2 separate regions of the Homo sapiens genome follow, and region 1 is linked to region 2. The links are chromatin loops, found by intact Hi-C in ENCODE. Cell type or tissue: Calu3. All regions are shown on one strand.

Region 1 (5,000 bases), 67 kb after region 2:
ATTTTTATTTTTATTTTTTTGGGAGAGAATATTTCAAATGAACACGTGCACCCCATCATCACTGGAGGCAAATTTCAGCATAGATCTGTAGGATTTTTAGAAGACCGTGGGCCATTGCCTTCATGCCGTGGTAAGTACCACATCTACAATTTTGGTAACCGAACTGGTGCTTTAGTAATGTGGATTTTTTTCTTTTTTAAAAGAGATGTAGCAGAATAATTCTTCCAGTGCAACAAAATCAATTTTTTGCTAAACGACTCCGAGAACAACAGTTGGGCTGTCAACATTCAAAGCAGCAGAGAGGGAACTTTGCACTATTGGGGTATGATGTTTGGGTCAGTTGATAAAAGGAAACCTTTTCATGCCTTTAGATGTGAGCTTCCAGTAGGTAATGATTATGTGTCCTTTCTTGATGGCTGTAATGAGAACTTCAATCACTGTAGTCTAAGACCTGATCTATAGATGACCTAGAATAGCCATGTACTATAATGTGATGATTCTAAATTTGTACCTATGTGACAGACATTTTCAATAATGTGAACTGCTGATTTGATGGAGCTACTTTAAGATTTGTAGGTGAAAGTGTAATACTGTTGGTTGAACTATGCTGAAGAGGGAAAGTGAGCGATTAGTTGAGCCCTTGCCGGGCCTTTTTTCCACCTGCCAATTCTACATGTATTGTTGTGGTTTTATTCATTGTATGAAAATTCCTGTGATTTTTTTTAAATGTGCAGTACACATCAGCCTCACTGAGCTAATAAAGGGAAACGAATGTTTCAAATCTACTTCTGCTTTTCTTATTTATCGTAACCAAACTCCTGGCATGTTTCTCAGATCAGTACCCATTACTCGCTTATTATTATTCTATTTCCTCTCTGGCTCTCTTTCCCTTTCTCCTTGCTTTTCCATATTCATGGATGCATTTCAGCTCTAAGGTAACGTGCATCTTCTGTATCTTGTCTTTTTCTAAACGGCAAAGGCAGACGTGGTGGTTTCTATAACGAACGTTCAGAGGTGAAAAATGACAGGGGATTGTATCAAATGGATTAGCTCTATTTTTGTACTTAACCCTGGGAAGTGTGTATTTTTAAGTAGAAGCTCTTTCCCCTAGGGAAAAAACTCACTGAATATTCAGTATAGAAAGCGATTTTGTTGTAGATGGACTGAATATTTCTCCAAGACTTGTAACAGGATGCAGTTCCCCATCATATGGAAGTCATCGGGTTGGTTAAATATGGGATGAGCTGATAGCTGAAGACACATCGTGCTGTCAGGATGTCCACTGTGGCTGGTAGATGATGACGGTCCTAATGACAGAGAATGCCCTTGCCCAATTTCAAATGGTTGCTCCCATTGCCAATCATTTGCATTGCAAGACTCAACATATGCAACATTGGGGAAAGATGGCTAAATTATATTCCATCATTTCCATCTCCTAGAGAGAAAAAGAGTGTTTGTAAATATTGGAAATGTGATAAGAGCTATCAGAAGTGCATTGAAATCTGCTAAATAACATAAGATACACTCCCCATGGATTGTTTTATACCAATATAAAATTCATCAATTATTTATTTTATGGAAATGGAAAATAAAAATCTACCATTATCTTATCTTACCCAAATACTGAATTTATCTGCCACTGTGGATACCAAGCACTCCTGAGTTTCAATAGATAAGTCTCAGTTCCTGACTTGTCTTCTATTGTTGCTTAAATTGCATAAGGCATTTTTAATCTTCCGGTTGGAACCAGCAAGGACATTAGAACTCTTCCCTAAATGCTTAACTTTTTAACCTAACAAGTCTTTTGAGGGCGGAGAGAAAATGAGGGATTTTCAGAAGCAGCATTAGTAGCTGCTAGTTTGGTACTGGAATATCCTGATTGAGATAAAGGATTTATTTCATATTGTCCTCAAAACATTGACTCACTTTCATTCTTGTTGATACTAATGGCAAAATAATTATTAAAACCAAAATTGGGCTGACAAAAATAACATTTGATATAGCTTTTTTTAAAAAAAGATTGTCTCAATTCAAAAGTCCTCCAAACCAAATCTGTCTAAACTGTATACAATATGATATTGAATTGAAATTCTTTTTTAGCATTGTCGGTTTTCTCTTCTTTGTAGGTTTATTTAGCTAATCATTGGATATAATTTACAGCCCTAATAACGTTACTATACTGACTCGACTGTAGTGTTACTAGCTACACATTTATAACTCAGTATTAGTTATAGAATATTTTAACTAAAACATTCCATTTGCAATATTTATATTAATCTTATATTTTGCAATTTTCGTTGCTACTCCGTTTTCAAACACACTACAATCCATTATAAATCAATCTTTGTACTTTATCAAACGGCAGAGAGTAATAAAGAAGGTCACAACTCATAGAGGAGTTCCTTGGAGGTTTGTAACATCATGATTTAAATCTCAGAAAGATTTAATCAAAAGCTGAATTAATCCCTGGGGGAAAAGATAGTATATAGATTCTATTGATGGACACAAAGCAGCCTATTTCTGTTCACCGGTCTCTGTTAGCATGTTGGGGAAAAGAAATACAGATTTTCTGTGAGAGGGAAAATAAGATTTTCTTGTAGGGGAAGGATGGTAAGACATAACCTTCACGTTATGCTTCCTCCCTTCCACTCAAAATGGCCCATTTTTATTTTCCACTTACTGGGGCGTTATCTGTTCTCCTAGTGCATGGAGAATGTTAAATGTCCTCCACCCCCATGTTTCCCTTGTTATATTCCATGTGATTCCAGTAACTATGCAGAGTCCCAAAAGCTCCACTCTAGTCAAGCATGTGGAATGCGGGGTCACATGGGCTGGTTTCCAGGTCTCTTCTGTCGTAATCAGGTGACTGCCCTTGGGCGAATTCTCAGCACTGGGGACACTGGAAACTTGTAGAAGAAATGATTATGAAATGTGAATATTTTGAGGACCAGGTTCGACTGAAAAGCCATAACATTGTTTCATGACTAGGATGTAGGCTAAAGGCAAGAGGCCACCACTTTCCCACATGTCTCTTTTCTGTCCATAATTAATTCCAGAGGAATGTGACCATATTCTGTTCAGCTCAAAACCCATTACTTACCATTAGGTGACTTATAAAGGGGCAGAGTGAAATTAATTAATTGAAAAGAGTAAGAGAACTTTTAGAGGAGAAAACCAAATGATCCTATAATATTTTCATGATTAAATTAAATGAATGTAATTATACATGCACATATGCACACCAAGGCATTATTATAATCAAGGACCTTAAAATATTGTATCATTTCAAATTTATGCATATAGCACTTACTGAAGGCAAGTAGCTAGTGTGATACTTGAATTTGCATATTGACCATTTTCATATATTTTCATATATTAATTTATAGTAGGAAGAAGCTGAATTATTAGGAAAAATCCTGGGATGATTTAAAAAAAATATTGTGCTTCTACTTGTTTTTGAACATCAGGGGCACTTAGCAACATTATCTTTTTTTTTCCACATAGTTTTCTGTGATGGATTTTCAACAAGATGACATCCAAGTGAAAGCCAAAATTAAATGGGAAGGAAAGAATGTTAAGTGGTAAAATCCTAAATAGCTTATTAGACTACTTAATTGGAGGGAATTTATTTTTTGCTGCTGTTAGGAACTCTATAGTCAAGCTTCTCTTTAACAATACTAATTGATGAAAAAAAGTGGCTATAGTATTATAGTTACCACAAAATGCCCTCCAGCAAGTCATTTAAGGAAATTCACAGGTACTTTCCTTTGATGGACGTTGGTGTTGCTGAAAATCAAGTCCTGTCTTCATTCGTATCATCATTGCTTTCTCACTTCATTTCCAAGCAGGTCCCCTGCTTATTCCTCTCATAGCTTCACAGTGCGCTTGAAAGACTGACTTAATTCTTAAAAGAAAATTAGGACGTGCTTGTTCTTAGTTTAACCATCTACTAGGTTTTCGGCTTGATCACTATACCCTTTAATCAGATGTATGACTAATGTTTCATAGTGCTTAGAAGTATTGCCCTCTGTAAGCACTTCCCTATTTGTTGGCAGGAATGTGTATACACTATCACAGAATGATGATTAATTACTCTGCTTCCTAGAGAAGGGTAAGTTAGTAAACTGGTCACACGGCATGTGATGGAGCCGTGTTACTTTCATGTCAGGCAATTTAATGATCAAGTGCAATGCATGGCGTCATTCTCCTCCACTTATCTGTTTACATGGGAAAAGCATCCTGGTACTGATTCAATGAGCTGCCTTTTCCAGGGTCAACAGTCTGAATTGCAGTTCCGACTATCCAACAGGAAAACAATTGAACAGAAAGCAAAGATTGGAGTTCACCATCCACTGTTTGGCTTCAGTATTTGGAGGGTGGGAAGTACCTATCTGTTGGGCTGACTTTTTGCCATTTCCAGTGGCAGGGGTGGCGGCATTAAAGGGAGTGCCAATGTGTGCACCTGATGAATGAAATAATTCATAGACAACTCATAAGAGTTTCTTTGTCACTTGGTGCCAGAGTCTCATTGAGCCACTGTGTGCCATGGCATGCCATGGCAAAAACTAAGACCAAAAAGGTCACCTGAAGGAAAGAGAAGGAATCAATAGAAGGTTAACCAAACACATTTGAACTTCAGGCACGAAGCAAGGTTTGGACAGAGGTTTCCCGTGGTTTCTTATTTGCCTTGTATGCCAACTCATTCCATGAGATTATATAGACAAAATAGGCAATTGTGCAGCTAGGCTGTAGAATTGTGAAGAAAGGAATGAACCTCACATATTGGTTCTATATGTGAGGGTAGTTCTGTGTCACATAGACAGCCGCTGGCCTTTGATTAAAATCCTGTGTACTTCCTGGCTACCACGTTAATGGGAGACCCTTGAGGATTTCTCCACAGCTAGGTTTTTGGATAGAACTTTTAAGCTTTAATTTTGTGGAATGATAAAAAGATAATCCCTACATTCATAGAATACAAAGAGCTCTTTAGATTTCAATAA
Region 2 (5,000 bases):
ACTCTCTCCCAGGCTGGAGTGCAGTGGTGCCATCTCGGCTCACTGCAAGCTCCACCTCCCAGGTTCCTGCCATTGTCTTGCCTCAGCCTCCCGAGTAGCTGGGATTACAGGCGCCCGCCACCACGCTGGGCTAATTTTTTGTATTTTTACTAGAAACGAGGTTTCACTGTGTTAGCCAGGATGGTCTCGATCTCCTGACCTTGTGATCCACCCACCTCGACCTCCCAAAGTACTGGGATTACAGGCGTGAGCCACCGTGGTGTTACATTTTAAATATTTTGAATTTTTGTTAATGTTCTTCTTTGCAGTCTCCCAATTTCCTTCCCTCTTCTTTGAATACATCTTCTCTCCTTCCTTTGCTGGAAGACCCTAAATGTACCTGTACCTTCCCCTTACACTTTCAGCATTCAGGCCAACTAGAGATAATTGGACAAGCCAAAGATCATGTCTGACATGGCTCGCTAGTGGCTCTGTGTCTGAATGGGTTGGCATCATCTTTAAGAATCTTGTCTTGGCCTAACTTGGGACTGACATTTTAAGCATTAAAACTCTTCACTAATTAACAGAGGCAACCTAAAGAATAGTTTTTGAAATGATGCTTGAGTGTTCTCTTACTACATTCCCTGGGAATATTCCCTGGAAAGCCCACAGAGTTGATAATGTATTTGAATCATGTACTGGAATGGGCTAGTATTAAAAGTTATTACAATACTATTTTAATTTATATTTATAAACTTATTTATTTGTATTATATAAATTTATATTTACATACTTTAATTTATGTTTATATTTAATTTATTCTACAAAATATAAATATAAATTTACACTTTAAATCTATATAATTTATATTTATATAAGTATATATTTATATACCTTAATTTGTATTTATATTTCAACTCAGCCAGTCCATAAAACTTGTAGTTATTTTTCCTGTCTTTCTAAAAAGGCTAAAAGGCAAATGTTCTGCAGTATGGAACTGAGTCTCCGAGTTAAGAGGTTTGCCAGGTAATTGCTAGCAATGACAAAGGTGAGATTTGACTGTCAATTTTCTACCTTTCTGAACATTAGACAGACTTCCAATATTCACATATCATCTCTATGTGGCATTTTCCAGGACTTTCTTAGGTCTTCAAAAACCAAATGAGGGACATATCTCTACTTCACAATGAGGAAACCAGGACTTAAAGGGGCTTGCCCAAATTCCCTGAGGTCAGCAACCTTCTCTTCTCTTTGTATCCCAAGAACCTAAAGGCAATGGTAGCAAGATGGTTAGGAGACTGGGCCCTGTAGTCAGACATGCCTGCCTTTCAAATCTTAGCTCTACCACTGACTTGCAGTAGGACCATGATTATCTTTTTTCTCCTTTTGTAAAATAGTGCCTGCCTCAGGGTTATTTATTCATTCAGCAAACATTTACTGATCACCTATCATGTGTGAAAATGTTCTAGGAATATAGTAGTGAACCAGGGAGTAAAAAAAATCCTGCCCTCCTGGAGCTTATGTTCTAGTTGGTTGTTGTTAAAATTAAATGAGACAATGCATTGAAAATGTCCTGTATAGTGCCTGGAATAGAGGGGGTATGCATTTTGACAGAATTAAGACAAAGTCTACAAACTCCTGGAAGTAATAGCTTTTGCCTTTCCTTGAATCTATAAAGATAGCAAATGTAATATTAATAAGTCCTTTACTTTTCCAAGAACCATTTCATTCCACGGAAAGCCATAGTAGTATTTAGCCATAGTAGTTGTTTTTATAATTTAGCCATAGTAGTTGTTTTTATAATTTAGAGTTCTTTGGTTGCAAACAATGGAATAGAAAACAAAGAATCAACTCTAGCTTCCTCAAGCAGAAAGGCAGAAGGATATGTATGGCTGATGGAATTGATGAGAGGGTGTTGAACTAGGCTTAGTACCTAAAAGACCTGGAGCCTGGGAACTAAACTGCAAGAGGAGTCTCATCACGATTCAAATGTCAATAGGTTTTCCCTATTCTGTGCTAGCCCTGGAGTGGTGAGAATAGTGTGAGGCTTTTGCTTACTGGCTCTCGGTGTGTATCCAGTCAAGGAGGGATAATTCTGTGAAAGGAAAGTGTGGTGCATTTACAAATCTACTGGGCAGTCAAGAAACAACCAGTGACAGTTCTGAGGTCTTAAAGCTGGATGAGTTATACTGTCAGCACAAAGTGTTTGACATTAAGTAAAAGAATGGGGTTCTTGTTCCCAACTAAACAGTGGGAATTCTACCACCCAGTGGCTATCCTCTGAAATTCCATGAATTGAAACTAGTGCTTATGATTTAGTTAATATACATTTATCTGTATGCATATGCAGATAAATGTATATTTATCTATTTAGTACATAAAATCTATTTAGTACGTGCGTGTGTGTGTGTGTCACACACACACACGCACATACTAAATAGATTTTATGAAACTTCATCCCTGGCTTTATTTGCCAAAGGCGAGTCCTCCATCTTGTGGTTTCTGCATCTCTTTGGCATTTGTCACTATGCACTTGTTGCCTTTTATATTGTCACAGGAATCCCAGAAACACCTATAGAACATCAGTGATGAGCATCTTCTGTGAGTCCAGTGGTGCACTGGCTCTGGGAATATGGAGAGACCTGTTACATTACCTTCTATAATTACATGTATTTGCTATTCCTGAGAAATCATTTGTGTGTCTCTGCCAGGAAACATTAGCCTTTCCATTTTTTAAGTTTTCAAATAATATATGTAGAAATAATATAAGGAAAGTACATAGTTCAATGCTTGCACTTAATTGATAGTCAATAAATGGCAATTTGTTGACATTCCAATACCTTGAACTTCCTGGATAGCTCTGTAAAACGGAAAGTGTCCTTGGGAACAAAACTGCACAAGCATGCTGGTCAAGATTCAAATTCCAGGGAGAAGGTGTTCAACAGCCTGCCCCTGGGCTCTGTGCCAGCCTCTCGGTGATGAAGGGAGAGTCCGGCTTCTGTTATTGGCTCCCCAGTATGTATTCAATGTGTACCTTTAATCAAAGGTAAATTCCATGAGGGAGGGGCCATGCCTGTTTTATAGGCCACTGTATCTTGCATGTAGCAGTTTCTAGCACATGATATGCACCCAAGAAACATTTGTTGGAGAAATGACCAAATTGGGATTCTCTCTACAGAGGCTAAAGGGAAATGACTAAGCTACTTGCTGAGTGGCTATCATTAGTGCATAATTTTCAAAAGCAATCATAGAATGGGCAAGACGTTTAATCTCTGTCATGAAATGTAACCTTTAGAGGGAAGACAAGCAATCACAATGTGACTTCTCCGAGTGTCCTGCAGCTTTGAGCATGGCCCGGGCCTCTCTCTGATGGGGCTGATGAAAGCCAACGAACAAAGGCATTTTGTATGTTAAAACAAACCACATTTAGTCAACAGTGTTTGCAATGACTAATCCCTGGTAAGAAAACACCAAGAAGTGGCCTACACCTCAAAAAATATAAGCACAGAGAATTCTTTCTTGGAATACTGGCTGCAAAAGTTCAGCGTTTGGCATTTGCAATGATTGCTGTTTGATTTTCTTTATGGTTGTGTTGGCACATTCTGGAAAGTCAGGAAGCTCAAGTATATACTGTGGGAGCTCTATGGGGTGGGAATAGGAGATATACAAGCTTTGTTTTGTATTATAACTATTGCAACACATTTCCAAATGTCACTTTTTGTCCATGGTGGGAGAACCTGGGGATAGTTCAATGTCAGATGGTTTCAAGTGACATAACACTAGTGCAGTAATTTATTTATTCAATTATTGTTTATTAAGTGTCTACTATATGTTGAGTCTGGTGACACTTTGGTTTTTCTGTGTTTAAATTTTATTGTTTCATTCTGATGTAGCACATCCCTTCCTGCATCTCTTTGCCAGCCTAATTCCTTATAACAATCCAGACTTCCCCTCCTACATCACTTCTCCCAAACCACCAACACCTGGCACCCTACCACAGCTTAGGTGCCTCTGATGTGGGCCCTGTAGAAGCTTTACATTCTCCCAGGATTTCTCAATCTGCCTGTTTCTTATTTGTCCTGTCTCTCCCATGGGATGAGAAGCTATTTAAGGGTCTGGGCTGTGGTTGTCACTAACCCAGTATCATTACTTAACTCAGTGTCTGAAATATAGTCGGTGCTTATTAAGCATATATTAAATGCATGCAGAATATGGAATTAAATAAACCTGAAATTATTTTTTGGAGTACATTATACAATGCACAAGAGTAGGCATTTTTAGAAGCATCGAGCATAGTAGGTCCTTGCTTGTCCCAAGAGAGCGTTCAGTTAGCTAAGTAATCCTCATATATTTGACAAATGCTTTCTGAATGCCAATTATGTTCCAGTTTACCATCTATTTGGAAGTAAAGATAAGTATTTTAAAATATAACTAACATTAAAAGTCTTGAGTGGTAAAAGCCAGATTCAAATAAGACAGTGAAGGGTCAGGGGTTGCATGGGTATATTAGTCCAGTCTCACTCTGCTGCTAAAGACATACCTGAGACTGGGTGATTTACAAAGAAAAAGAGGTTTAATGGACTCACAGCTCCATATGGCTGGGGAGGCCTCACAATTGTGGCAGGAGGTGAAAGGCACATCCTACATGGCAGCAGACAAGATAGAAAATGAGAGCCAAGTGAAAGGGGTTTCCCCTTATAAAACCATCGATCTCATGAGACTTACTCACTACCATGAGAACAGTATCGGGGAGTGCGCCCCCACGATTCAGTTATGTCCCACTGGGTTCCTCCTACACACGTGGGAATTATAGGAGCTACAATTCAAGATGAGATTTGGATGGAGACACAGCCAAATCATATCAGTGGGTGAGGATATCACTTAGGCTGGTAAAGTATTTCAACCTAGTTTATATTGGAAACAGGCCTTTCTTTCCCTTCCTTCCCCTTTTTTTCTTTATAGCTTCTCATTCATCCATCTGGGATTTACCCGGTGTCTACCATATTCCAAGCATCGTATTA

Evidence for each region. Peaks named below come from ENCODE experiments on the same cell type or tissue, not always from the same donor. Only the 100,000 strongest peaks of a DNase experiment are listed, where the experiment ranks them.
Region 1: a loop joins it to region 2, with 12 times the contacts of the local background. A loop is called at or near these places in 1 of 110 quality-filtered maps.

Annotation. Positions count from the first base shown.
Region 1 is chr4:23,787,806-23,792,805 of GRCh38, reverse strand. It overlaps PPARGC1A (PPARG coactivator 1 alpha), which reads left to right. Exons shown (of 13, transcript NM_013261.5): 13 at 1-785. Among named protein-coding and RNA genes, the nearest start is that of PPARGC1A-AS1, 21 kb to the right of the region's middle. RefSeq lists an enhancer at 3,467-4,666. In Calu3, no CTCF peak of the experiment used is centred here; DNase peaks (open chromatin) are centred at 2,835, 4,175 and 4,465.
Region 2 is chr4:23,854,766-23,859,765 of GRCh38, reverse strand. The region is part of intron 2 of PPARGC1A (PPARG coactivator 1 alpha); the gene reads left to right. Among named protein-coding and RNA genes, the nearest start is that of PPARGC1A, 33 kb to the left of the region's middle. In Calu3, no CTCF peak of the experiment used is centred here; DNase peaks (open chromatin) are centred at 2,935 and 3,335.